Regions from separate parts of the Homo sapiens genome. Here regions 2, 3, 4, 5, 6 and 7 are each linked to region 1. Evidence: chromatin contacts called from ENCODE Hi-C or POLR2A ChIA-PET data. All regions are on one chromosome and are shown on one strand. Each heading gives the region's core, a stretch centred on a gene start or an enhancer-like site at or near the end of the contact. The rest is flanking DNA. Distances are from core to core; before and after follow the strand shown. Region 1 holds the start of SAP30BP (SAP30 binding protein). Region 2 holds the start of SLC38A12 (solute carrier family 38 member 12). Region 3 holds the start of RHBDF2 (rhomboid 5 homolog 2). Region 4 holds the start of SPHK1 (sphingosine kinase 1). Region 5 holds the start of PRPSAP1 (phosphoribosyl pyrophosphate synthetase associated protein 1). Region 6 holds the start of KCTD2 (potassium channel tetramerization domain containing 2). Region 7 holds the start of RNF157 (ring finger protein 157).

What was found. Hi-C counts contacts between places; a loop is a spot of excess contacts on that map. ChIA-PET counts read pairs that join two places held with the same protein, here RNA polymerase II (POLR2A). Pooled maps may share reads with other maps.
Region 2: a pooled map shows a loop between it and region 1 (11-fold over the local background). The contact joins the promoter of SLC38A12 here to the promoter of SAP30BP in region 1. A Hi-C loop is called at or near these places in 5 of 50 pooled maps. POLR2A ChIA-PET finds 5 or more read pairs at or near these places in 2 of 52 experiments (B cell and HCT116).
Region 3: a pooled map shows a loop between it and region 1 (11-fold over the local background). The contact joins the promoter of RHBDF2 here to the promoter of SAP30BP in region 1. A Hi-C loop is called at or near these places in 5 of 50 pooled maps. POLR2A ChIA-PET finds 5 or more read pairs at or near these places in 2 of 52 experiments (GM12878 and OCI-LY7).
Region 4: a pooled map shows a loop between it and region 1 (4-fold over the local background). The contact joins the promoter of SPHK1 here to the promoter of SAP30BP in region 1. A Hi-C loop is called at or near these places in 5 of 50 pooled maps.
Region 5: a map of B cell shows a loop between it and region 1 (33-fold over the local background). The contact joins the promoter of PRPSAP1 here to the promoter of SAP30BP in region 1. A Hi-C loop is called at or near these places in 3 of 168 maps with a recorded cell type or tissue (B cell, CD8-positive, alpha-beta T cell and naive thymus-derived CD4-positive, alpha-beta T cell) and 6 of 50 pooled maps.
Region 6: a map of CD4-positive, alpha-beta memory T cell shows a loop between it and region 1 (20-fold over the local background). The contact joins the promoter of KCTD2 here to the promoter of SAP30BP in region 1. A Hi-C loop is called at or near these places in 1 of 168 maps with a recorded cell type or tissue (CD4-positive, alpha-beta memory T cell), 1 of 37 single-sample maps with no recorded cell type and 8 of 50 pooled maps. POLR2A ChIA-PET finds 5 or more read pairs at or near these places in 3 of 52 experiments (HEK293T, K562 and naive thymus-derived CD4-positive, alpha-beta T cell).
Region 7: a loop to region 1 is called in a pooled map, with 4 times the contacts of the local background. The contact joins the promoter of RNF157 here to the promoter of SAP30BP in region 1. A Hi-C loop is called at or near these places in 4 of 50 pooled maps.

Annotation. Positions count from the first base shown.
Region 1 is chr17:75,665,324-75,669,079 of GRCh38, reverse strand. It overlaps SAP30BP (SAP30 binding protein), which reads right to left and starts at 1,742. Exons shown (of 11, transcript NM_013260.8): 1 at 1,602-1,742; 2 at 455-564. The coding sequence starts at 1,707. RECQL5 (RecQ like helicase 5) reads left to right here and starts at 1,926. Exons shown (of 20, transcript NM_004259.7): 1 at 1,926-2,036; 2 at 2,509-2,652. The coding sequence starts at 2,523. RefSeq lists enhancers at 1,501-1,750, 1,921-2,020, 1,602-2,801.
Region 2 is chr17:74,774,580-74,778,335 of GRCh38, reverse strand. It overlaps SLC38A12 (solute carrier family 38 member 12), which reads right to left and starts at 1,837. Exons shown (of 10, transcript NM_017728.4): 1 at 1,759-1,837; 2 at 961-1,072. The coding sequence starts at 1,005. It overlaps NAT9 (N-acetyltransferase 9), which reads left to right and starts at 1,991. Exons shown (of 7, transcript NM_015654.5): 1 at 1,991-2,069; 2 at 2,629-2,714. The coding sequence starts at 2,638. RefSeq lists an enhancer at 2,190-2,309.
Region 3 is chr17:76,499,328-76,503,083 of GRCh38, reverse strand. It overlaps RHBDF2 (rhomboid 5 homolog 2), which reads left to right and starts at 1,661. Exons shown (of 19, transcript NM_001005498.4): 1 at 1,661-1,731. RefSeq lists enhancers at 1,244-1,383, 1,734-2,403 and a silencer at 1,434-2,073.
Region 4 is chr17:76,382,103-76,385,858 of GRCh38, reverse strand. It overlaps SPHK1 (sphingosine kinase 1), which reads right to left and starts at 1,250. Exons shown (of 6, transcript NM_001142601.2): 1 at 1,053-1,250; 2 at 205-408. The coding sequence starts at 214. RefSeq lists silencers at 883-1,582, 2,163-2,302, 2,323-2,612.
Region 5 is chr17:76,351,927-76,355,682 of GRCh38, reverse strand. PRPSAP1 (phosphoribosyl pyrophosphate synthetase associated protein 1) reads left to right here and starts at 1,767. Exons shown (of 10, transcript NM_002766.3): 1 at 1,767-2,149. The coding sequence starts at 1,980. RefSeq lists enhancers at 1,421-1,690, 937-1,801, 2,651-2,710 and a silencer at 1,971-2,290.
Region 6 is chr17:75,045,583-75,049,338 of GRCh38, reverse strand. KCTD2 (potassium channel tetramerization domain containing 2) reads right to left here and starts at 2,114. Exons shown (of 6, transcript NM_015353.3): 1 at 1,750-2,114; 2 at 11-119. The coding sequence starts at 2,088. ATP5PD (ATP synthase peripheral stalk subunit d) reads left to right here and starts at 2,370. Exons shown (of 6, transcript NM_006356.3): 1 at 2,370-2,414. RefSeq lists enhancers at 2,131-2,425, 2,310-2,895, 2,834-2,903 and a silencer at 2,004-2,433.
Region 7 is chr17:76,237,987-76,241,742 of GRCh38, reverse strand. RNF157 (ring finger protein 157) reads left to right here and starts at 1,250. Exons shown (of 19, transcript NM_052916.3): 1 at 1,250-1,590. The coding sequence starts at 1,503. It overlaps LOC105371896 (a long non-coding RNA gene), which reads left to right. Exons shown (of 6, transcript XR_007065913.1): 6 at 1-881. RefSeq lists silencers at 1,076-1,145, 1,166-1,305 and an enhancer at 1,610-2,282.

The DNA.
Region 1 (3,756 bases), core at 493-2,992:
GAAAAGAAAAAGCAGGTGAAAACGAATTTTCCTTTCTTATCTTGTTAATAAACTGAGAAGACTTAAATGAGCCCCAACCAAGATTAAAAATAATGCAGAGTTGACTGTAGATATAAATGATACACCAGTTAGGATGAATGCCTGCTATAAATGGAGTAAATCATTTAAACAGGGAAAAATCAACATAAAACACCCATTGATATCTGGGTTAAATAAAATAATCCACTATCTTTTCCCCCAAATTTCAATTCAAAGATTAATAAAAAATGATCCATGTGAAAATACATTTTCAAACAGATCTGATATCCAATCCAGTTTCTTCCACTAATACTAAAACAAAACGGGAGAGCAAGGGATGGAGCTAACCATGAAATGGAACACTGTTGGCACAGTTCCAAAATCTGACAAATGAAATTGTGCTTTCAGTAGCTCTGGATCTGGGAGATTTACCTACCGACTGTCTACTGTTCTCATCTTCTTCTTCTTCATAACCATCTTCATCACCCCCTAGACGAGAAAAGTCATCCTCCCCATAGGCATCAGATACCAATCCGCCTTTCTCCTCTGAAAGGTTAAAAAACAAACAAACAAACAAAAAGCAAGAAAAAAAAAACAAGAGTTACAATGTAAGAAAAAATGTCCAGAGATTTGAGTGGCCAAGACTATCTCTGAAGATACAAAGGGAACCTAAATCTCATGTTAAGTTACAATAGGCCCAGATTCGGCTCTCTGAGAAGGCCAGCATTTACTGAATAAAATCATTAAAAGGTCAGGGAACAAAACCGAGTACTAAATTCTGTTTCTAATGCTATAAACACTAGATAAACACTAAAGTGTTTATAGGAAACCATCAGAGAACTTTCTGACTGGAAGAGACCACACAAAATCACAAAACATGGAAGTACCTAACCTAATCCAATCCCCTTCACTTTCCAGATGAGGAAGCTAAGGTCCTGATATGTTGTTAGGTAACTTGTTCTTTATTCTCCCAAAGGAATCTGTTTCCATTATCTAACATTGTGCTTCTCAACCTGAGGAGGAGAACATCACCGTTAGGCTTTAAAAACTCACAAAATAAGAAAAATCACCTGGGATCCTTAAAAAGTTCACAAATGCCCACATCCTACCCCAGTTCTACCGAATTAGGTTCTCTCACTTTGGGCATCAGATACGTTTGTTTTTAAAAGCTCCAAGATGTGTTTAGGGCACATTCCTAACTAAAAGTTATAAAGTTAACGAACACAATCTTTACCATCTTCCACGTATGTTTTACTTATCGCTCTCCCTCATCAAACAACGAGCCCAGGGGAAACAGGCAGTGGCTGAGCAGCCGCTCCCTCTTCGTCCATCCCTCTGTCTATCACTATAGCCGGCACGGAGTCTTTCAGTAAGTTTAGGCAAATTAATCGAAATAACGGGAAGGAGATTCTTCATTCTTAGTCCACAGTCTCTAATGCTCTATCTCACCCCGGACCCTGGACCATTCTTCGGGGTCCGGTGCTTGGAGCACAATGACCATCTTGTTCCCTCCCGCCCAGCGAGGGTACAGCATTCCGGGCAGACACCCGATTCCCCCTTCCAGCTTCGCACTTGGGCCTTACCAGCCGCGCTGCCCACCGCCTCGATTCCAGCCTCGCCATCAGACTCGGGCTCTGAATCTTCCGCGTAAACTGCGAGAGACGACAGAACATTCTTCTTCCCCGCCATCTTATTCCCACAGCCCGGGCGTGGCTCACTCCTATGACTCAAGACGCCGACTTCCGGGCGGAAAGGCAGGTTCTTTCGGATCCCAGGAGACCCCCGCGCCACACTGGAAACCAATCAAAACGGCAGTTTCCTGCGCCTGGCTCCGCCCTCATGCCAGCGCTCGCGCTACGTCATCACTGCGCGACGGATATAAGATTGCGTGGGTTCTGCCTAAAGCTGAATTCCCAGCGCTTTGGCTTCTCTGAGTTGGGGTTGTGTATAGGGGTCTTCGAACAGTTCCGGAACCAGCCAGCAGCCTTTAATTCTTGGGCGGACCACGGCCGGTTCTGATATCTTAGGGTGAAGAGAGGGAGGTGTCGGCCAGCCAAGAGAGAAAATTGCGGATCTTGGGCTCAGGAAGACGGGAGAAGGGGTTCGGGGTCCCGGGGTGGAAGAACGGTCGTCGTGGTTGCGCTTATAGAAGTAGGAGCAGGTGGTGGATCTTAGGAAAACGGTTCCCCGTTCTCCAAGCTGTTCTGAAGACATTTATGTTTCTTCTCTTGATCTGATTTCTAGCTCTGTGCTATACCGTGGCCTGGAATAGTTCAATGTTTTCATTTTCATTGAGCGTAAAAGTGGAGATGTTAATTACTGAGGAATGTATTGCTTGAGGCAGTTCACCTTCAGCTTTATTACTTAAAAATAATACATTATTTAAGTGTAATATAGCAAATTGTTACAGAAAAATAATCTGTATTTTTAATGCAAAACAGAGGGTTCTCGTGGCAACCTTTTACTACCTTTGCCTTAACCTTTGGCCACTGTTCTTGGCTAAGATGAGCAGCCACCATACCACCTTTCCTTTTGACCCTGAGCGGCGAGTCCGGAGTACGCTGAAGAAGGTCTTTGGGTTTGACTCTTTTAAGACGCCTTTACAGGAGAGTGCGACCATGGCTGTAGTAAAAGGTAACATTACCAAGCTACCTTCCTTTAAATTTATGCTGGCTATACCATAACGCTGCGGCAGAACACCCTCCTCCTCACCCTTCGTACTGCCTCACCTTTGGTCCATAACTGGATTTGGAAATCTTTAGAGTTGTCAAAGCTTGTAGTTTCGTTTATTTGTTTTAATTAGAGATGGGGTCTTGGCATGTTGCTCAGGCTGGTCTCCAAATCCTGGGCTCAGGCAATCCTCCCACCTCGGCCTCCCAAGGTGCTGGGATTACAAGCATGAGCCACCACGCCCGGCCCAAAGCTTGTAGTTTTAGTGGCAGAACCACCCAGCTGGTCTATATTTCATAGCTAGATTTACACATGGTCTTTGAAAACACTTCAGATTCTCATTATTGTTCGTTTGTACACACAAACGAACAGCAACAGTGAGGGTGGTAGGAATAACTTAACTCGGTCACTGGCCTCCTAGGTAATTCCCTTGTTGCAGGTTGAGTGGCCTTGGTCCCAGATAGAGAAGGAAAGAGTAATAATGTTATAAACCTGAGATACGGTGACAAATGGAAGTTGCCAAGAGGCGAGCAGCAATGTAATATTAATGATACATGTCTAAACAAAAGCCCTCTAAGTAATGTCCTCTCATGTCTACACAGATGTACCCACTCATCTAGCAGTACTCTGCTTTCATGGCTGTTTAGTTCAATCATCCATATCACAGCAGACTCAGACTTCTTTTTTTTTTTTTTTTTTTTTGAAACAGAGTCTTGCTCTGTCGCCCACACTGGAGTGCAGTGGCGCGATCTCGGCTCACTGCAACCTCCGCCTCCTGGGTTCAAGCAATTCTCCTGCTTCAGCCTCCTGAGTAGCTGGGATTACAGGCACGTGCCACCATGCCTGGGTAATTTTTGTATTCTTAGTAGAGACAGAGTTTCACCATGTTGGCCAGGCTGGTCTCAAACTCTTGCCCTCGTGATCTGCCTGCCTTAGCCTCCCAAAGTGCTGGGATTACAGGCGTGAGCCACTGCGCTTGACCCAGACTTTTTAAATCTTGTTTTTAACCATTACTAGAAATGGTTTGGGCATGTATCCAAGTTTCCCAGGATCCTTGCCTTTTTCATA
Region 2 (3,756 bases), core at 588-3,087, 890 kb after region 1:
GGTAGCAACCTGAGTCAACCATCTGATTATTCCAACCCTCTGGCTACTTATCCAGGCAAGAGGGCCCTGTGATGTAACAACTATGACCAATCATACGTTACATAGAGAAGATAAACTGCGTGTGTGTTGGGGGCAGCCAGAGGTAACACAGACCTAAGACAGTGAGAATCAATCATTCTAATTGTTCTAATTGCAGAGTCCACCAAACTGTAATTAGAAGTCTCTGTATGCTTTCGCTGCTTCTTACGCCATCCAAGACTATAAAAGTTGTGCAATTTAAAATTCAGTAAAGACCAAAGCGGTTTCCAACTGCTGAGATGAGCAAAACCCAGAGTCAACAGCTGTCAATCACTGTTCATCTGAAGGGCAGCACTGCAGGCAAGTGTGGTAGCCTGGAGATGAACATTATTTCTTTATTTTTGAGACAGAGTTTCGCTCTTTTTGCCCAGGCTGGAGTGCAACGGCTCGATCTCAGCTCACTGCAACGTCCGCCTCCCGGGTTCAAGCGATTCTCCTGCCTCAGCCTCCCGAGTAGCTGGGATTACAGTGCCACCATGCCCGGCTAATTTTGTATTTTTAGTAGAGACAGGGTTTTACCATGTTGGCCAGGCTGGTCTTGAACTCCTGACCTCAGGTGATCTGCCCGCTTCAGCCTCCCAAAGTGCTGGGATTACAGGCGTGAGCCACCGTGCCCAGCCCGGGATTAACATTATAAACAGCATGGCGATTTTGTTTGGCTTGACCACTCTGACAAACACCTTAAAAAGAGAATAAATCTGACTTACATTCTGAGCCACCACAGCAGCACTGTAGTCGCTGCCCCATGGAACTCCCCCATCCTGCTTCCACTATGGTCTGCTCAAGCAGCAGCACTCACTAGTCCCATCTCCAGCAAGCAATGTGCTTTTCTAGAAGCCAGGAACACTTAAGTGAGCAAAAGGTTCTATAAGTCACACTCACGTAGGAAGAGTAGAGTTCCCCGGTCTCTGTAATTTCACCCGCCATTTCCAAAAGTGAGGAAGGGCTGGCAGCAGAGGTTCCTTAGGTGCAAGGACGGCGGCTGCCGCAGCTCCTTAAAACAAAAGAGCAGGCTTCACCTATCTGATGGACTGAGACAGGGGTGGGAGGAGGCTTGCAGACTTCCCCTGCCACCTCTGGTTCTTTTATCACAGACACTTAGGGCCTCAGTATCTGTCACAAGACTCACCCCCGAGGGAGGGGTCACCCTGGATGACAGAAATCTGGACGGTTTCTTCTAACATTTCCCTTGCTGTGCAGGGCACTGCTCTGTGCCCAGCACGGATGTTTTCAATGCTGCTCGGGGTGCAAGTGATTTAAGGGGCCTCTAAAACCACTAAGTCTCACCCACCACAAGAGCCCCCTTTCCACGCTCTGGGGTGGTTATCCTCGTTTAGTTCCAGGAACCAGGAGCTCACTACCACACATGGGAGCCCAAGGAACTGTCTGCCGCCTCTGCCTAGGGCAGGGAGCTGGGGGCTTTCCTACATTGCCCTTCCAACTCCACTCTTGGCACTAAGGCCTCCTTTTTTTAATGGGGCCTCCACTCCCTGGCCCCACCTACTCTCTTAGGGTTCCCCACCCTCAAAGCTCCCTCTTTTCTCAAGAACCCCACTCCCAGCCTCTCCCTCTCTCTCCCTCCTGGAGGAGTCCCGAGTCTAGTGCCGCCCCGCCCCGCCCCAACCTATCCCGACCCGTCTCGTCCTCTCCCGCCCGTCCCGACCCGACCCGACCCAACACCTGCAGCACAGCCAGCTCCCAAGCCGCCGTCTCCCGCCGGTCCGCTGCTGCCGGCGCCAGCTGTCCAGCACCAGCTTCCGCAGCGCGCATGCGCCGGCCCCACAGCCCACCTTTTTCGCGCGCGCTGATTGGGCGCCTCGCGGGGGCGGGACCGGGATTGGGGCCTGGCGGCTGCCGTCAGCATGGCGGAAGTGGGCGGGGCGCGTTCTCACGCGCATGCGGAAGGGGCGGTAGCCGGCCGGGCCTGGGAACGTGGCTGGTTGGAGGAGGTAGATCACCCTTTCTGCGGGGGACGATTTCGTCGGTGGTAGGTGGGTGTGAGCTTGGCAGTACCCGGGTCCGCGTGGTTGGAGGGTCGAAGAGAGTGGTCTAGAACGCCACTCAAAGGGGAGGGCCTAAGACTAAGCCCGCCTTGCCCTGAAGTGGTCGGGGGCGGGGAGGGAGTGGCTAGAGCCCCGTGGGGTGGTCGCCGGGGTAAGAGGTTGGAAGTAGGTTTAAGGCAGGGCTGAAAGTTGATTCTGGGTTGGAATCCCTGGACTGGGGCAAGTAATGGGAGCTCTGGGGATACTTTGGTACTTGGTACTTGGTGCTTGGGTTTGAGGAATCGAAGTTCTGGGGAGTGGACGGAAGGAACCGGCAGAAACGGAGCCCAGGCTTGGCCTCTTGGAGTGGGAGTCAAGGATTGTTTAATTATCCTTAACCAGCCTGGTTCTCTTTCTTGCAAGAATTTTGGAGTCTGTATTCTTTGAAGTGTCTAGACGGAACTAATGACGGAAGTCAACTTAGCCCCAGCAGGAAAGCTGGAGCGCCTACCCAAAGTTGGAGGAAATTCAGGGTCCTGAAGTCTTTGCTCTCCCCATCTGCATGCAGGCTGCTACCATGAGGTTGAATCAGAACACCTTGCTGCTGGGGAAGAAGGTGGTCCTTGTACCCTACACCTCGGAGCATGTGCCCAGGTATCTTTCCCGCTTGACATGGGGTGCGTATCAGCACCCAGAGCTGTGTAAGGTACAGCCCCAGTCTCAGGGCTATTTCCCCTAAGAAGAAACATTGGTTGTGAGAAATAATTATATATGAGGGGGGAAAAAAGGCTGGGTGCCGTGGCTCACGCCTGTAATTCCAGGACTTTGGGAGGCTGTGGCAGGAGGATTGCTTGAGCCCAGCAGTTCGAGACCAGCTTGGGTAACGTAGCGAGACCTTGTCTCTACAAAAAAATACAAAAATTAGCCAGGCATGGTGGTGCACAGCTGCAGTCCCAGCTACTAGGGAGGCTGAGGTGGGAGGATTGCCTGAGCCCAGGAGATGAAGACTGCTGTGAGCTGTGATTGTACCACTGTACTCCAGCCTGGGTGACAGAGCAAGAACCTGTCTCAAAAAAAAACAAAAAAAACAAAAAAACAAAAACAAACAAAAACAAAAAAACGGCCGGGTGCGGTGGCTCACGCCTGTAATCCCAGCACTTTGGGAGGCTGAGGCGGGTGGATCATGAGGTCAGTAGTTCAAGACCAGCCTGGCCAACATGATAAAACGCCATCTCTACTAAAAACACAAAAAATTAGCTGGGCTTGTTGCCCGGCACCTGTAATTCCAGCTACTTGGGAGGCTGAGGCAGGAGAATCACTTGAACCAGGGAGGTGGAGGTTGTGGTGAGCCGAGATCACACCACTGTACTCCAGCCTGGGCAACAGAGTGAGACTTTGTCTCAAAAATAAAATAAAATAAAATAAAGGCTGGGCGCAGTGGCTCACGCCTGTAATCCCAGCACTTTGGGAGACCGAGGCAGGCGGATCACAAGCTCAGGAGAGCGAGACCATCCTGGCTAACATGGTGAAACCCCGTCTCTACTAAAAATACAAAAAAATTAGCCGGATGTGGTGGCGGGCGCCTGTAGTCCCAGCTACTCGGGAGGCTGAGGCAGGAGAATGTGTGAACCCGGGAGGCGGAGCTTACAGTGAGCCGAGATCGCGCCACTGCACTCCAGCCTGGGTGACAGATCGA
Region 3 (3,756 bases), core at 412-2,911, 830 kb before region 1:
AGGTGCGTGTTGCTGCAGCCAAGGCTGTAATCAGCCTCCCTGCACCTATGTGGCCGGGCAGCACGCCATGTTTGCATGGGACAAATCCCTGACACCAGCTTAAGCACCACCATGAATCCCTCCCCTCCTGGGGACTCCTGCAGAGCTTCCAGTAGAGCTCCAGGAGAGAGAACCCAGCTCAGGCATTTGCAGCAGTGTTTGTTAGAGTCTAAAGTCAGATCATGACCGAGTTTAAACCCCAGCTGCTCCCCTCACATCTCCCTCTGCCTCAGTTTTCTCATCCCTAAAATGGGGATGATCATAATGGTACCCACTTCATAGACCTGTACTGCGGATTATACAGACTAAAGCACTTTGGAATGGCTAGCTGCTCTCACCCTTCCTGTTACAGTATTGAGTTCCAACGTCTCCCTGTAGAATGCTGGCACTTCGTGGGCAGGCCCTGGTTTTGTTCCTCTCTGCACATAACCCCAGGATGTGCTGGTTGCACAATAAATGGTCCCTTACATTTGTTACTAGGAGCAACCCCCACCCCAGCTTTGGCCCACTCCCCCTCCTTCCAGCCTGTGCCCTCCTCATGGCCCCAGAGCTGGGGAGGAGAGATGCATCTCTCAGGATAATCTCCAGCAGCCAGGTGCTCCCCACCTCCACCCAGGTCAGCAATAAACACCAGAGTCCTTGGGTTGGGGGGCAGGGTGGCTCAGGAGCTCTCTAAGGGCCAGAGGTTTTGCCTTGGCCCTGACAACCCCACCCCCACCCCTCCAAGCCTGAGTCTCTTCAAACTCTGCTCCTCCTGGCCTAGCCAGGCCTCCTGGAGAGGGACGGCGAGATGATAAGCGCTGGGGCTGAGAACGGGGCATCCAGACCTTGGAGTTCGGTCCTAGCTGCCCTGGCCAAGGTTTTGTTTGTCTAGTCCCAAGAGGCAGGCCCTTGGAGTCCAGGGAAGAGAGAAGGAACCACCTGGGCAGACAGACCCAAGCCAAGGGGCCAGGTGTCGCCAGCGTCCCCAATCTCCAGTCTGGCTCTGGCCCGCATGGCAGCTGGAAGGGCCAGAGCTGGGTGGGTTCTGTCAATGCTTCTACGGGGTGTGTAGGGGGTTGGCAGGAGTCACAAATGTTGGCCTTAGCTGCAGGGCAAATGCAGATAGGACCTCCACGGAGTGCCTGTTCCCAACCCAAGGGCACAGCAGAGCTAGGAGAGAGGCCTCAGGGTCCAGGAGGGAGAGGAGGTGTTCAGGCCCAGCTTCCCGGAGAGAGTGTGACTACAGACTAAAAGGGTCAAGGGAACAGGCCCACTTGGCCTGAGGATGAGGGCGCTGGAAGAAGGGGATGGGAGATTGGGTGCTTTTTCTTGATGGGGAGGGGCGACTTGAAGACGGCAATCAAGACCTAGATGACGTGTTTGGTCTGGGGTGGAGTGAGGACGCCAAGAGGGAAAGGACGGCGCCCTGAAGAGACCAGCTCAGGCGAAAACAGGGCTCTGCCCAGGCGGGGACCCAGCTGGGTGGAGGGCGGAGGCAGGAACCCAGGAAGCCGACTGAGCAAAGACTGCGTCCAGGCCCCGCCCCCATGAGCCCGGCCACGCCCCCTGGAGCCCAGCCCCGCCTCCCGGCCGCCCGCGCGCAGGTAGGGAAGAGGCGGAGCGCCGCCGCCCCGCCCCCGAGGAGCCACCGCCCAGCCGCTCGCAGGCGCCGCACGGAGTTGCGTCCCGGGGACTTGGGGCCGCAGGGAGGTGAGCGCGGGGCGACGAGCGGGGCAGGACTCACGGCCGCCCAGCCGCAGGCGCCGGAAGGGTCCCGAGGTTGTGCCCGAGCCTGCCCTGGAGCGGTGGTGCGCGGCCAGGAAGGGTGCCCAGTGCCCGGTGCCCGCCCTGCGGAGCGCCTGGGTCCCACGTGGGCTCGGCTGGAGGCCCGGGCTGGCTCAGACGGCGCCGGCGGGGCCGCTGGACCCGGTCTGCTGGCCCCTAGGGCTCGGCTCGGACAGGACGCCTAAGGGGTCCCTGGGCGACGGGGCGCCAGATGTAGGGGCAAGACGATTGGGCAGAGATTTAAACCTCCGGAGGAAGAGAGGAGACTGCGCAGGGCAGTCCCGCCTGCGTCCCAGAAGTGCCTGCAGTTCAGACCCTTCTCTCCCCTCCACTTTCTCCCGGGTGAGCACCGGGCGGACCGGGGCCGAAGTTTGTTGGTTGAGCCAGCCAAGGTGGAAACAGGTGCGGGGGTGGGGATGAGGGACTCACACAGCAGGGCTGGACCGGAGCTCAGAAATTGGACCCAGGAGTCCTGACTTCTGGATGGAGGGGCTGGGGAAGGTTGGCCCTGGGCTTGCCTTTTACCTGTTTGGCCCCTCGGATGTTCCCCCAGGGCATTGGGATAGAGACGGATAAGTTCCCTAGGGTACAGACCCCGCCCCACTCCCACGCCAGGGCGCAAAGGAAGCCTAGGTTTTGGCCCTGCCCCATTCCATGAAAGATTAACGGAGGGGGCTCTAGGGTTGGAGCTACTGAGAGGGTGGCAGCGGGTGTGTCTGAGGAGCAGAAGGCGGTGGGGAGCTGACCCCACTTGGGGAGAGGCTGCTGTTGCCTGGGCGGCTGGCATCAGGCCCCCAGTGTGTGCCATTTGCTGGTAATATAATGAGACCAGCATCTGCCTTATTCGACCCTCACTGTCCGTAGGGCAGGCAGTGGAAAGGGAGGCGTGTTTTAGAGCTGTGGTTCTCAACCAGGGGCGACTTTGCCTGCCATGGGATATTTGGCAATGTTGGAGTCATTTTGGGTGTCACACACTTGGGAGGGGAAGTGAGTGTTGTTGTTACTGGCAGGTAGTGGGTAGAGGCCAGGGACGCTACCAGACATCTTCAGGGCACGGAACAGCCCACATAACGAGGAATTATCCAGCCCAAGGTGTTGGGCTGTGCTGAGGCTGAGAAACCCTGCGCAGCAGCTGGTCCATCAGGTTCCTTCTCAATGATGCTCCCTCACTGGGGAAACTACCTCAGTTTTCCAGAGTGGTTAGGGGAGGAACTTGGAATAAACCTGAATGAGATGAGGGGTAAGGCAGTGTGAGGGCACTTATTCCCCTCACAAGAGTCTTCCTTTGGTGCCATGAGACACCGCCTTTCCCAATCTCCACTGGCCCTGCAGGAAGCTGGTCTAGGTGCTGTGGGGGAGAGGTTGGGAACAGAGGACCCCCTTGCAGCCCAGGCCTGGGGTGCTTAACCCCAGGGCAATCTCCCAGGAAGGCTGGGCTGAGGCAGCCCTTGAGCTCAAATATCCCTGGGCTGGGAGGGTGGGCAGAGGGCGAGCTCTCTTCCCATAGATTTTCCCAAAGCTGGATTGCTGAAGCTGGCATGGTTGCCTGATACCATGTGACCTGCTGGAATTTTCCCTTCTGAACTCACACCTAACTCCTCCAATTATGTACACCTTTTGAAAGTGACATCCAAGGAGTATCAGGGCTCCTAATTCCTGGGGGGTCCCCAGGCTGCTTTTGTCCTGCAATAAAGAGGGCACCCTGGGTTAGCTGACGAGCCCTGGAGTGGGCCCAGCTGCTGATGGGGTGGAGGCACCCCTGCCCATGGTGTTAGCTGAGCAGAGGTGAGAGATGGGAGACATCAAAGCACAGGCCAGGTGGCCCCCCAGTAGGGATGACTCAGAGTTGTTTGTATTGGGCTGGAGGAATGTACTTCCAGTTTTCTGGCAACAAGGAGGGGTGGCTGGCACGGTGGGAGAGGATCGGATGAAGCAGCCACGTCCATGCCC
Region 4 (3,756 bases), core at 1-2,500, 720 kb before region 1:
CGGCCTTTGCTGGGAGACCTGGGGTGGGGACGCGGCGCCCCTGCCACCCCCTTCCTTGGCTCAGATTCGGCCGGCTTCTGGCCTCGTGAGGGATAATGTTTCTCCCGATCGTCCACAGCCCCTTTCGTCCAGCTGGGCGTTCCATCATTCCTGGCGAGGAACAGGAATCCCCCTACAGCCCTTCCCAGCAGGAACCCCACAAACCTGGATCCATAACCTCGACCCGCGGCTCCCGCTGCCAGGGGGTCCCTGGCGCTGTGGGGGCGCTGCCCGTGGCGGCGGCTCCTGCCTTCAGCTCCTTATCGGTGCTGCCCAGGCGGGCGTCGCAGGGCCGGCTGTGGGGCTCGCCTTCCCCGCCCGGAGCCGTGGCTGCAGGAGCACCGGCGTCATTCCCTGCGGCGGCTGGACCTGAGGGAGAGAAGACAGCGCTGGCGGAGTCCGGGGCCGCAGCTGCCAGAGGTGGGGAGCGCCCGACTAAATCCCGGGACCACGCGCGGGGAGCCAGGTTCCCGGGAAGTCCAGAGAGCTGAGGTCCGGTGCCTCCGAGGGCGCCCCCGCCGTGTGACTAAGCCTACAATCCCTGAGAAGGGCGCCTGCTCCGGGGCTTTCTCCCTGGGGCTTGGGGTTCGGTTCCGGCCCGACGGATGAGTCAGAGCCCCGTGGCTCCCTCCGACGGACTAGCTCCTCACCCCTCGGGGCTGCCAGGGGGAGGGGAGTCCAGCTGCGTAAAAATCCCAGAACTTGAGCGGACATTGCTGGGCACGAAGTTCTGGGAGAGGATCCCTGCCCCAGCCATCCAGGTTGCCGTGTCCCCTGCCCGGAGCTCCAGAGCGGTGGGAGCCGCGGCGCGCGCTTCTCAGGGCCCCGCTCCGTTGCGACGCGCGCGGCGCTCGTGGGAGCCGCTCCCGGGTCGCGCCAAAGCCAAGCCCGAACCGGGCCACCAGCTGCCGCCTGCTCTCGCCCAAGCGACAAGTGGCCCAGTTCCCGGGGCCCCGCGAGGGCGGGCCGCACAGGAGCCACGAGCGGCGCGAAGGCAGGGTGGGCGGCCCTACCCAGTCGGTCCGGTTTGCTGGGGAGGCGCCACCGCCGTTCCCTACAGTGGCCTGGGGCGGAACGCAGCTCGTCCCAAGCTCAGCCCACGTCTGAGGGACTGGAGCGCCCCGCTGGAGCGGACTCCCCGGCCTCGCTCCCTCCGGCCTCAAACTTTTCGCTCAACTTCGCAGCCGGCGCCGCGGAGCGGGGAGGGCACTGAGCCTCGGCGCCGGCCTGGCTCCGCCCCGCGCTCCCGGGGGTGGAACCTGAGCCCGGCGCGGCCTCGGCCTCTGCCCGCCTCCGGCCTCAGCGCGCCGCCTCCGGCACGGCCCGCGCCCACGGCCGGGCCACGAGCTGGTTCCCGCCCGGGTCCTAGGAAGCGGCAAGCGCGCCCCCGCCGCTCGTCCTAGGCGTCTGGCTAGAAGGCGGCGCCGCGACCTGGCCGGGTGAGCTGAGGCGGCAGGCCGCGAGGCGCGGAGTCCCGGGCCCGGCCGCGAGCGCAGTGTCTGGGGCGCGCGAAAGCGACCGCGCAGCGCAGACGGAGGCGCGGGCTCCGCGCGAACTCGTGTCGGAGCGAGCGCCGGGCGCGCGCGGCTCCGCTCTCCCGGGGGACCCTTGGTTTCACCTCGACGCCACGACCTCGCCCCCGCGGGTGCTGTCGGCGCCGGGATGCAGCGCCCCTTTTGCGCGCTCTGCCCTAGCCCACCCGAAATTCGAGGCCCGCACGCCACCCGGGGCGCCTCTCCAGGCCGGGGCGTCTCGCCCGCCGCCCACCAGCTTCCCTCTTTCTTCCTCCCCCGCGCTCCCACGGAGGTTATTTTTAACTTCCCGACGCTGCAGCTGGGCTACCGAGCCTGAGGCCGCCTAGCGCGCTGTCCCGGGTAGAGCAGGCGACAGGCCGGGGGCTCCGAGCCGGAGAGGAGGCTTGACAGTGTAGATGGGCCTGGGGGCCCCCGTCGGGATTGGAAAGCCAAGCATGTGGTACGTGCCCCCCGCCCCCTCTGGCTCAGCGTGAAGAAGGGGCGCCGGAAACGCGCTCAGAAGTTGTCACTTCTTTGGAGGCCAGTAGGGACGCGTTTGTCAGTGTGTTTGTGATACACTTATCGCGGCAAGCCACAGAACGTGTCCGCGAGCACCTCGAGTTAGATCCCTGGGGGGTTACGGCGGAGACGGAGGAAGAAGTTGCCAAGGCCCATTGGTGACCTGCCCAGGTAGGGCCAGAGTTAGGAGAAACCAAGCCCCTGCGGGAGGCTGCGGGGCTCGCGCGCCCCCGCCGGCCCCACCCGCCCCCACACACCTCTCTCATCGCTTCTTAAAGTCGAGAAGAGGCAGGTCCAGGAGGAGCACGCAGCCAATTAGCCGGGCGGCGCCCTGAACTCCGGCACGCCTCCGCGGTGTCTTCTCTTCCGGAGGACCCAGGCAGCTCGGCCCCGTTTCCCAACACTTGGGGGGTCAGACGGGCGGGACCCGAGAGTCCCCGGGCGGGTCGGGGGGCACTGGCTGGGACGCGGGGTCCCTGGGGCCGCAGCTCCGCGCGCGTATCGGCGGGTGCGCCTTCGCCTTGCGCGGCCCCCGGGCAGTCCCCGCTGGGTCCAGAGCGTCCCGAGCGCGTTCCGGGAAGGTGACTCAGCGACGCGCTCAGGGGTCGAAAAACTCCGAGAAACAGGAACGAGGGGAGGGAGCAGGGGCGTCATCCCCGACTCCTGGCGTCGCGGCGCGTGTCGGAATGATGGGTCCTGCACCTCCGAGCCCCCCACCCCCTTGCTCCAGGAATCCGGCGCGGGCGGGGGAGAGAGCCCTGCAGCCGCAGTGCCGCGGTCATGCGCTGCGGGGACGCGAGCGGCGGCTGTGGGAGGAGGGGGCTCCGCGCGGGAGCCCAGGACCAGATCCGTCCGCCCCTCCCCTCTCCTCTGCCTTCTTCCCCTCCTCTTCCTCCAGCGAGGGACTTTGGTGCCTAGAAAACGCGAATCGGAGGCTGTGCTCCCCGAGATCTCAGCCTTCGAGGGTACTGGCTGCGGAGATTAGCTGGGGCAGCCTTCCCCGTCTGCTCCCCGCCCCGGAGAGCATTTCCACCAAATCTGAAAAGCTCTGTCATTAGCCATAGAGTCTGAAGAGGGGAAACTGAGGCACAGGGAAGCACTGTGAGTTCGTGGTGATAAAGCCCACCTGGTTCAGGGTCCCCCCTTTTTTTTTCCTCCTGGGGCCCCAGAAAGGTCGGATCCTGCGCCTCCAGGCCCACTACCACCAGCCTTGAGTCCGCGGAGCGGGCGGGGGCGGGGTTGACTGCAAACTGAGTTGGCAAGGGGAGGCGGGGCACGGGCTCTTTATCCAACGCCTCCGGGCCCCAGCTCCCCTCCTGGCTCTGGAAGGCCCCGCGGGAGGGAGGCGAAGGGCAAAGCCCTCTGGCCCCGGTTCCAGGCCGCACAATGGGTCCTCTGTCCTCCCTGGCGCCTAACCCCCTGCCCCCCTCACCTCCAAGGCCTTTGCCCCCCTCATTCTTGTCATTCACTTCCCCCAACCCAGGCTGCCTTTCTCCAGACCCCTTTCCCCTTCTCCCTTTCTAAAGAATTTGATCCTATCTCCAGAAACTCCCCCAGCTGCATCCCTGCTCAGAGAGGCAGGATTGGCCAAGAGCAAGATGGTTCCCCTTCCCACGGTTGCGGGTCGGGGGGCGGGCACTTGGATCTCTCAAGCTGCCAGCTTGGCCCGTTTCCCACTGTACTT
Region 5 (3,756 bases), core at 518-3,017, 690 kb before region 1:
CAGGCATGAGCCACCGTGCCCAGCCTAATTTTTGCATTTTTAGTAGAGACAGTGTTTTGCCACCTTGGCCAGGCTTGTCTCAAACTCCTGACCTCAGGTGATCCACCCACCTCAGCCTCCCAAAGTGCTGGGATTAAAGGAGTGAGCCACCACGCTCAGCCAACACCTGGCTAATTTTTGTATTTTTAGTACAGATTGGGTTTCGCCATGTTGCCCAGGCTGGTCTTGAACTCCTGACCTCAAACTATCATCCGCCTCGGCCTCCCAAAGTGCTGGGATTACAGGCATGAGCTACTGCACCTATCCCATTCCCCCTTTTTTTTAAGAAGGTAACAAGGTTTTTGTCAGGGTCTGTGAGCTGGACATGTGTGCAGTGGTTAAATAATTTGGCCTAGGCTGTGCACCCACTGTCCTTTTTTTTTTTTTTTTTTTTTCTAGAGAGCTATTGGAATAGGGGCCAGGCTGCTGCAGGCTCAGGGCAGCTCAACTTCCAAATCCTGTAGCTTCAGACTTGTGGTCCTTCACGACATGCTGAGTCACAATCTACTGCTCCCTCAAGCCCAATGTCACCACAAGCAGAGTCTCTAAAGGACATTCTCAGAAGATGGTACTGTCAATGTGAGAGGCACCTCTCCTCCCCTCGAGTTCTGGTGCAGCTGATAACTAGAGATCTCAAATGCTTCCCTGGGCTTTACTTTCTACTTCAACAAGTACTGATTGCGGGCCTCTGGAGCCCACACACTGCCCTATACACTGGGTAACACGGAGCACTCAGGAATACACGATCTTGGCGGGGCGTGATGGCTGAGGCCTGTAATGTCGGCATTTTGAATGACTGAGGTAGGAGGATGGCTTGAGCCCGGGAGGTAGAGGCTGCAGTGAGCCGTGATCGCGCCACTGCACTCCAGCCTGGGCGGCAGAGGGAGACCCTATTTCAAAAAATAAATAAATAATAATAAAATTAAAAAAAAAAAAAAGGAACTCACGATGTGGCCGTAAAATGGGTTACATCCTAGTTAGGAAAATAGATGTTTGCAAAGGTACATAAATATGCAAGCATCAAAACAATAACAACAACAACAAAAATTTAAAAAATGCAAGCATCTACGTGTGGCACAGTCCCGCGGGCCGGGCGGCTTACTGTGGTTGAGGTCACCAGAAAGACTGTGGAACAGACGCATCGCGAGTGGGTCTCGGAGGGGTGGCGCATATGGAAAGAGGAGAAGGAGGGCTTTTTTGATTGAAAGCGAATACCGGCAAGAGGGCCTTTGGCACGTTCAGGGAACCTTGCCTTACACGCAGACACAGGGTTGGGGATCTGTTCGGAAACGCCTGAAAGATCAGGCTCAGGAGAAGACCACTTTTTGGCCGCTTCAGTACTGCGGTCAACCAGCTGGAAAGAACCCCCGCCCTCTACTTTTCAAATTAATCTCCGGCCGGCGCACGCGCCTCGTGGGGCGGGCGCTGTGCTACCATAGACATGCAGAGCTAGATCGTATACCTCCTCGGAGGCGGACATGTTGGGTCCTGGCCAAAAAGTTGGAAACACCTGGGGCCACTACCGAGGTAGGCTGCTCCTCCCAAGAAAGTGAGACCGAAAGAGCTCCCGTGGAAGCGGTCAAAGCAGGGGCGGGGCGAACCTGTGACATGCCCCTCGGAAGAACAGGCTTTTAGAGAGTCGCCAGGCTCCCTGCCCTCATCCGAGATGGCGGCCTGAGGGCGCTCTAGCCGACGCTCTTCGGATGCCCGGAGGGGGCGGTGGCCTTGCCTCTGGCTCTGAGGCGGCGGCGCCGGGCGCTGCGAAGGCTCGGCCGCTGTAGTCAGTGGTGTGGGGTGCGCAAGGGCACGGACCTCGGAGCTCTCCCCGCTTGCGCCGAGTTTCTCAGCGCCTTCCCCACCCAAACCGGGGTCTCGCAGTCGGAAGCACTCAGAGTGCAGCCCCGCGCGGGGCCGGTCGTAACCGCGCCGCGGGCCGGACGATGCCCAAGAAGCTGCTGCTGTTGCCCCCGCCCTCCGCGTCCTCGGCTTTCCGCGTCCCGCGCGCCCGCCCCGTTCCCCCGCCGGCCATGAACGCCGCTCGCACCGGCTACCGAGTCTTCTCGGCCAACTCCACGGCCGCCTGCACGGAGCTGGCCAAGCGCATCACAGAGTAAGGGGGCGGTGGGAGGGCCGGGCCGGGGGCGGCGGCGCCTAGCTCTCCTTCGCGCCCGGAGGGACCCGCTCCCCTCCACCCGCCCCACCTCCTGCACCTGGGGCGGGAGGCGCGGGCCTTCCCAGCCGGACAAAGCTTGGAGGTGACGGATACCGCCCCCCGCTCCCCGGTTTTGCAGCTGGGAGGCTTGGGGCGGACTCTCGGTGACCTCAGCCCCCCGCCCCGTGACTGGGTCCGCGGCCTGCCTGCCTTTCGTCTCCGCAGTCCCACACCCCGGGGCGGGCCGAGCTTTCTGGAGCCCCGGAGTGCGTGTCTTGGGGAAAGGGGCTCAGGGCTTGGCTTCCTTTCCCACGGCTGGAGTTGACCTGGGAATCTGACCGCCGCCACTCTCAAGTCTCACTGCAGTGAGACCCGCGGGCGTGGTTGTGAGTTGGGGGATCCGACGCGGCAGGTGCGGTCGCAGAGCAAAGGTGTGGGGACTGGCAGTGCGAAGAAGGCAATTCCAGGGAGGCAGATGGGCCGGAGCTGGTGGTAGAAATGACAGGCCTGACCCTGCTTTGTAAATCAGCTTGGGATAAGATCAGTCATTTGTGTCTTTAACCCAACCAAGCCCCTGGTCTTAAGTCGCCTTTGGGGTCTGACAGCTCTGAGATGCCCTCCCAGCCTTGCCACTTACTAGCTCTGTGTCAGTGGGCAAGAGACTTGATTTCCCTGAACCTCATCTGTGAAATGGGCATGGTTGAGAATATTGTATGATCGGGATAATGTAGAAGTAGTATCTGGTTCTAGCAGAGTAGGGGCTCATAGTGGCCCTCTGAATAGTTGTTTACTAAGTGGCCTCTTTTCTTTTTCTTTTTCTTTTCTTTTTTTTTTTTTTTTTTTTTTTGAGACGGAGTCTCGCTCTGTCACCCAGGCTGGAGTGCAGTGGCGAGATCTCGGCTCACTGCAAGCTCCGCCTCCCGGGTTCACGCCATTGTCCTGCCCCAGCCTCCCAAGTAGCTGGGACTACAGGCACCCGCCACCACACCCGGCTCATTTTTTGTATTTTTAGTAGAGACTGGGTTTCACCGTGTTAGCCAGGATGGTTTCGATCTTCTGACCTCGTGATCCGCCCGCCTCGGCCTCCCAAAGTGCTGGGATTACAGGCTTCAGCCACCGCGCCCGGTGAAATGGCCTCTTTTCTAGTTGGCTCTTTTGGAGAATCCCAGAGCTCTGATATAAAGGAGGAGCCTTATATGCCCTTTCTACATACACTTGTTAGAAATCTAAGACATAAAATGAATAGCTCGTCTTTTAATATTTAAAGCCATTTTCACATTTTAAACAGTTTTCATAGAGTTACTTCGTTACTTTTTTAGGGTTGACAAATGATTGCAGGGATATATCTTAAACTTCTGGGGGGAAATGTAGAAGAAAGGGAAAACTTTAGTCATTTTTTTTTCAGCTCTGCTTGTTTTTTTTTTTAATAGTTGGAGTTTTGGAGAGTGGAAGAATGTTAAAAAAACAAATCAATCCTTTTGCAGTCTACTACCTAGTTTCTATTTCTAACCCCTGATTGTTTGTCTTTCTTTCTGAGGCCAACGAAAACACTGACTTTAAACGAA
Region 6 (3,756 bases), core at 865-3,364, 620 kb after region 1:
GTGCGCTTACCTTCTTCTGCCAACTCCTTAGTGATGATGAGTTTCCCGTGGCGGAGGTAGTTGAGGATAGGACCAAAGTAGGTGGGGTCCCTGTCAATCAGATAGGCTCCTGTCTCATCCTGCCAACCAAACACAAGGGTATCATTGTGGACCTTTGAGGAGTATTTTAAACAAAGGCAGGGCAGGATTTCACCATCTTTGTCAGCGCCCCAAGACAACAATTCATTCCATCAGCTAAAAAAGACTTTAGTGATGGCAAATTTTGTTACACATTTGTCACAAACTATTGGTAAGAAAGCTATAGCTTTATGTATCTTGTACATTAAGATCATCTTAGGTAGGGTGTTACAGACAGTCATACTCATTTAGGCGTTTACTTACTGGCTGGAATTTGCAATCTTTGCCTGGACAATAATTACAGTGACAAACATTCTTCTGTAGCGTGTTTGTTATTAAGAAAGGGAGAAAATGCCGTAGCTGTGTAACTGAAATCTTTGCTTGAGATGGACATTCTGACTTTTCCACTGCCTCTGAACTGCATTCCTAATTCCAAGAAAACCTCTGTGTAGTTGGCAATGCTCCTGAGCTCAAGGCCAACATCAGTGGGAGTTTGCACTGCCAGCTGTAATCTCACACACCCCAGCTCTGTGCCCAGAGGAAGCTCGGTACTGCCAGGACTTGGCTCTGAGCAGCTTTAATCCTACTCATCTTTACAGTAAAAGGAACAAGAAGAAACTGGCTTCTATTACCACAAGGAGGATATAGAGTAGATAAAAATAATTCCTTTATAAGCAAGGGTTTTGAAATCTCTTTAAAGTTAGGGCAGGATAGGTTTCCATCAATCTGAGATTTCTTAGAGAAGAGGAATAAACGAAAACAACAAATGTTTACGCAACTCCAGCTCTGTTTTGAGGTCACCAGCTGAGTGCTATATGGGATATAAGATGGTGTGAGTTATGGTCAGTGCCTTTAAGTTGAGAACTTAAAGGTGAATACGTAAAGTTAAAAAGAAATTGACACAGTTCAAACTGGAAATGGTTTAAGTGTCTTGTCACCTCTCAACCCTTTGGTTAGCAGCCATGCATCCTGCCCAAAATTTTCCCGGGAAAATTTTCATTTTCCTTCTGTCTTAGCCTAGATTTGCAGCGGCAAACAGTAACCTCTTTCCAAAAAACGCATTTGATCTAAATATGGACCTAAACCAGTGACTGTTAACAGATAAAAGTTCTGCGACCAGGACTATAGAAAAGCAGTGTGATATCACAAGGAGCGCTTCCTGCAGCTGTGGAAGCCCAACTTGGCAGAGGGGTCCGAGAGGGAGTCTGAGAAAGCTACAAGGATGCCTGAGCTAACCCTGACCCAGTTCTGGATGCATCTGGCACCGGCAGTGGGGGGACTGAAGAGGAGCCAGGGAAAACTCATGCAGATCTCAGTGGGATGTCAGGGGCAGAGAATATGGAGAAGGGGTGTGGAGTGCGTTCTCGTGGGTGCAGGTGGGCGCAGTGTGGGAAGGAGTCTCAGAGAACGAAGGGCGGGGTCGGGGAGAAAGCCAGAGTATGCCTCAGCATGGAAGAAGGGGAGTGGGAGGTCCCTCTGAGGCCCCTGCGAGTAGTGTGGGAGGGAGGGGGAGGATGGGGTCCCGGCCTGAGGGGGCTGCCTGTGAGGAGCGTGTCTCAGGACTCTGGGGACCGATCTACGAGAAACCAGGGGGTTCGAAGGCCCGGGGGCGCGCCCGAGGGCGGGGCACACCTTGTCTGAGTCCAGCTCCGGGTCCTCCTGGCAGCAGAGGCGGCAGAGAAATGACTTGGGCTCCCGGCCTAAGGTCTGTCTGGTGGTCACGAAGTAGGTGCCTCCCACGTTCAGCCTGACCCAGCGGGCCGCGCCGCCGCCCCCTGCCCGCTCGGGTGGTCCGGGACCCGGCTCCAGCGGCTGCGCGACGGCGGCAGCCGGGCGGCCGTGCCCGCGGGGCGTGGGGCCAGCCGGGCGTGGGCTGGGGGGCCCGCGGACTGGGCCACCCCCGTCGCCCACCCCACTCCCGCCGCCCCCTCCCAGCCCCGCCATCGCCGGGTCCAGCTGCAGTTCCGCCATCTTGGACCGCCGCCGCCACCGCTGCTGCCCGCGCGCAGCCGGGCCGGCCCATTTCTCGGCAGGGAGAGCCGGGCCGGCCCATCGGCGGGGGTGGGGCAGAGGGGAGAGGGACGGGAGCGCCCCCAACCAGCGCCCGGGGACCCGCGCGGGGGAGGCGCTGTGCCCGCCCCCGGGAAGATACTTCCGGAACCAGCCCTCATCTCTATTGGCTGATCTGCGAAGCAAGGCCCACCCCCTTGGCTTTGGGGTTGGCTGAGGAAAGATCTTCCCGTGACCCACTTCCGTTACTTGCTGCGGAGGACCGTGGGCAGCCAGGGTCGGTGAAGGTGAGTGGGGCTTGGGGCATTGGATCCGATCCCTGGAGGGCTCCTCTGCTCTGCCCTCTCCAAACCTCACGCCGACCCTTGTCACGCCCCCGTCAAGGACGCTGGGCCCTCGGCTTGCCCCGCTGGCAGAGTGTCCCTTGTGTAGCTGCCGCTCCTCGCCCCGCGATCCCTTCCTCAGCCCTCCTTGGCGCGCGGGGTCAGGGGGGCCCGGCTGTGTCCCAGGCGCCGCTGATGTAGGCGCTGCCACAAGCCGTGTCTCGTGCAGTCCGCTCCCAGCGCGGCAGACTTCAATAGTTTGGTGGGGGGACTGGGGAAACATTACGCAGACAGTGTTAACCTGCCGAGGGACGCTCAGCTGGCTGCGGGGCTGCGCCCTTCCCCTTCGGCAGCTTCCAGGATTCGAACGTATAGAGCGTTCAGGGCTCCTCGGGTGCAGAGTTCGGTTACTCATTCAAGAAAGATTCATTGAGCACCTCCTATGCGCATGATCTGTTCTAGGCGCTGGGGATTAAGCAATAGATTTTTAAGAATTAAAAAAAATTTCGCCGGGCGCGGTGGCTCACGCCTGTAATCCCAGAATTTTAGGAGGCCAAGGCGGGCGAATCGCGAGGTCAGGAGTTCGAGACCAGCCTGGCCAACGTAGTGAAACCCCGCCTCTACTAAAAATACAAAAAATTAGCTGGGCGTGGTGGAAGGCCCCTATAATCCCAGCTGCTCGGGAGGCTGAGGCAGGAGAATCGCTTGAACCCGGGAGGCGGAGGTTGCAGTGAGCCGAGACCACGCCACTACACTCCAGCCCAGGCGACAGTGCGAGACTCCGTCTCACTCACACACACACACAAAGTTATTTGTGACTTCCATTTTCCACTGATGTTGCGGGAAATCAGGGACCCCAAACAGAGAGACCGGCTGAAACCATGGCAGAAGAACGTGGATTGTGAAGATTTTATGGACATTTATTAGTTCCCCAAATTAATACTTTTGTAATTTCTTATGCCTGTCTTTACTGCAATCTCTAAACATAAATTGTAGAGATTTCATGGACACTTATCACTTCCCCAGTCAATACTCTTCTGATTTCCTATGCCTGTCTTGTCTTTAATCTCTTAATCCTGTCAGTTGAGGATGTATATCGTTCCAGGACCCTGTAATAATTGTGTTAACTACAAAAATTGTACAGCATGTGTGTTTGAGCAATATGAAATGTGGGCACCCTGAAAAAAGAACAGGATAACAGCAATTGTTCAGGGAACAAGAGAGAACCTTAAACTCTGACCGCCGGTGAGCCGGGCAGAACAGAGCCATATTTCTCTTCCTTCAAAAGCAAATGGGAGAAATATCG
Region 7 (3,756 bases), core at 1-2,500, 570 kb before region 1:
CAGCTACTCGGGAGGCTGAGGCAGGAGAATCCCTTGAACCCAGGAGGCGGAGGTTGCAGTGAGCTGAGATCACGCCACTGCACTCCAGCCTGGGCGACAGAGGGAGACTCCGTCTCAAAACACAGAAAAACAAAAACAAAATATAACCAGGAAAGACCTAGACTCCGTAAAATAGCTTTACAAACCTAATCAAGGGAACCAGACACCCCAAACTGTACTTCGAACACTGTTGAAAAGTTGTGAAAGTCATGTTCTAGCAGTTGAAATGTTTGCTGATCAGTCCACTCTCTCAGGAAAAAAAACACCAGACCCACAAAGAAAATAGAAGGTTTAAAACACAAATGTCTGTAATTAAGCAATGGAATGACGTCTTCCGCCGGCCCAAGCTTCCCACTGTTGTGTGTGTTTTTATCAACAGGAGCTCCCGGTTCTGCCTGGCCCGGTTCGCTTTCGCCTGCGTTGACTCTCTTGGCACTCAGGCCTTTCCAAAGTTTCCGGGGTCCCGTTTCCACGATACAGACAGAGGCTGGATGTCTTGATCTTATCCTCAGTCGATGTTCTCCTAACTTTAGGGCTACAAGGAGCCTTAAACAGCATGTATAGAGTTGGGAGCGCTTTGAATAGACGCACGTGAGAGGGAGGCGGCATCTTCCTAGCCGGTCACCAGCATTAACACGGGGCAGGAGACATGCGAATGCACCGTGGGACCCCTCTCCCTACCCCCCTGCATGAGATTTCCGAAGACCTCCGCCGGCCGACGCTGAGGGGCGGGGTTGGGAAGGCTTCCTCCAGGCGCGGGAGCAGCGGAGCGGGGACCGCCCGCTTTGGGACGCCCAGGACAATGGCGAGCGAGCTCCCGGCCAGTCCTCGCGGACCGCGGGAGGGGGCGGCTCCCTGCGCGGTAATCCGAGCCGGGATAAACAGGCGCGGAGGGGCGACGCGTCCCGGCCGGGTGCAGCGCTCGTCTCCTGGGGTCCCAGCTCCGGCCGGTCCCGCCCCGCCCCGCCGCGGGCACCCGGCCGCGCCCCCGTCCCCGTCGCGAGTCCCCGCCCACGCCCACGCCCCCGCCGCGAGGCCCTGGGCCGCGTCCACGCGCGCCGAGTCCAGCCGCGGCTCCCCGCGCGAGGCACGCGCCGCCGGCTCCTGCTGCAGTCCCGCGCTCATTGGCTGCTCCGGCGCGGGCGCTCCCGCCCCGCCTCGCCATTGGCTGGGGCCGCCGCGGTCCCCGCGCGGAGCGGCCGCTGACATCACGCGGCCTGAGGCGGCGGCGGCGCCCCCGGCCCAGACCCGCAGCCCCCTTGGCAGAGGCGCCGCCGCGGTGCCCGGCGGAGGATGGTGCGCGGCGCGCCGGGGGCTCCCCGCCGCCAGAGCCGCAGCGCCGCAGCGGAGCCGGCCGCGGCGGGCAGTCGGCCCCCGCACCGGGCGCGGGGCGGGCGGCCGCGGTGAAGCGCGGAGGGCGGCGCGGGCACCGGGGCCGGGCCGGGGCTGCAGCCGCAGCGGCCATGGGGGCCCTGACGAGCCGGCAGCACGCGGGCGTGGAGGAGGTGGACATCCCGTCTAATTCCGTGTACCGCTACCCGCCCAAGTCCGGTGAGGGCGGGCGGGCGCCGCAGCCGCGAGGAGGGAGAGGGGCAGGGGCAGGGGTCTGGGTCGGGACGGCCTGAGGGGGCCCCGCGGGTCTTCGGGGACTCAGTGGTTGCGGACGCTCCGAAACGGTCTTCGAGCGCGGGAGGTCTTCGAGAAGGCCGAGGTCTCCCCCGCCCCGGGCGAATTAGCCCAAGGGGCGTCCTGCCGGGTCTAGCAGGGTCACCGAGGGCACCGAGCCCCTCCACGGGAGGACGGGAGCGGCCTCCATTGTAATCGGCCCCGTGACGGGGACGCGTGCCCGCAGGGACCGAGGCTCCTGGGGAGCGGGGCTGCGGCGTCGTAGGCGAGGTCGGCGCCCCGCACGGACCCGGCCGGCCCGGCCCAAAGCCTACCTGCCTCGCGGGGTCCGAGGGCCGCGAGGGAGGCGACCTCGGCATCCAAACAGGCACTTGCGCCAGGTGCTATCCCTGCGCTGCCGTCTCCTGGCCTCTGGAAAGGTTAGAATTAGGTTTCTCCTGGAAAAGCTTCCATTGCCTGCTGAAGGATGGAAGCCAAACAGGCATTTGCAGTGCTGGTGCTTTTGCAGAGGCTGTCAGAAGCCGGGGGGTGGGGGGGGTGGTGGTGGTGGAAAGTAACAGAAATGTTTGGGAATCTGAGTATCAGAGTTACTCGGATTGCCCCTTTGCTAGCGTAGTGGCAAGCCTGGGTTTTGGAGTGGGACCAGCTCTGGGACAGGGCAGAGGTATTGGAAACGTATAGAAGTATGTTTGTTATTAGAATCATCCCTTCACTTAAATGTCTCTAGCCTCTGGATTGTGGTATCAGCATTGGAGGTGGAGGAGGATTTTGACAGCAAAGCAGAGAATCACAAGGTAGTTCAGTTATGTGAGCACCGGCCAGTATGAATTGCATGACCTAGCCGGTGTTTACTTTTAATTGCAAGTAGTTTTATTTTAATTAATTACTTTTAATTTTATTCTCAAGACTTCTGAGGATGAATGGCTGCGACATTCTGTCTGCTTAGGACCCGATGGAGATTTTGGTGATTTCGGAATGAGGTGTCAGAATTGGAGCAGAGCCTCGTCTCTTTTTGGTAGAATAGAGACATACTGAGATGAGCTGGTTTCTCAGCAGTGTGTCCAGTGTCTGCCAGGTGAAAGCAGGGGCCAGACGATGAACCTGCCCGCATCCCTGCAGAGTGTCTGCCAGAGCTGTGTTTCTCACTGCTTTTGTACCAAAGAATGAATCCTTGCAAAGATGAATATGGTGAAGAATTGTTTTAGAAAGGTCTAAGATAAAGCTGTGGGTCGTTAGTATTTTAATAAAGCTCTGACTGATTATGACTACATAAAATCAACGCTAACCAAGGCATAGATTTTGTTTTTTAATAGACAAAAATATTCTTAGGGCGGCATGAGGAAAACTTTTTAAAATAGACAAAAATATGCAGCAGTATTTGTGGGCTCTGTTTTTCTTAAACCACATGGCTTTTATTGATCAAAATATGGAGCATACTTTGCTGAGCTTGGAATTTTCAATAGTGTTTGCTGCCTCAGGAAAGTATTCACCGCTCTTTCATATGTGGGACTTAACATAGGTAAACCTCTGGAAGGCTGTTCCCCAAAGCATATTTGTACAAGTATGAATCTTGGGTGATGATAATAAAAAGACAATAGACCAAACCAAAACTTTTGTTAATTAGCACACTCAATAAATAATCCTCTCCTCTCTACCAGTTTTAAAAGTTTAACTGTAAAACTGTAATTCATGTTAAATCAGAAGTTATACATGAGAGAAGTCTTTATAGCAAGTGGACCACATTATTTCTGTTGAAGCTAAAACATAGAAAATAGAATCAGAACATCCTGTCTCTGTCAGCAAACCTTTGTGTATTTGAAACCTTATGTGAGCTTGCATATATGCTCTAGACGGAGGCATCGCCTTTCTTCTGATCTTTGAATTGACCTGGCTCTTTATGGGATTACAGTATTAGTCCTGAAAGGAACCGTTGACAGAGTTTGGCCATGACCACCATGCCTAGCTAATGTTTAATTTTTTTTTTTTTTTTTTGAGTCATCGTCTCTCTCTGTCACGCCCAGGCTGGAATGAAGTGGTGCAATATTGGCTTACTGCAACCTCTGCCTCTAGGGTTCAAGCAATTCTCCCGCC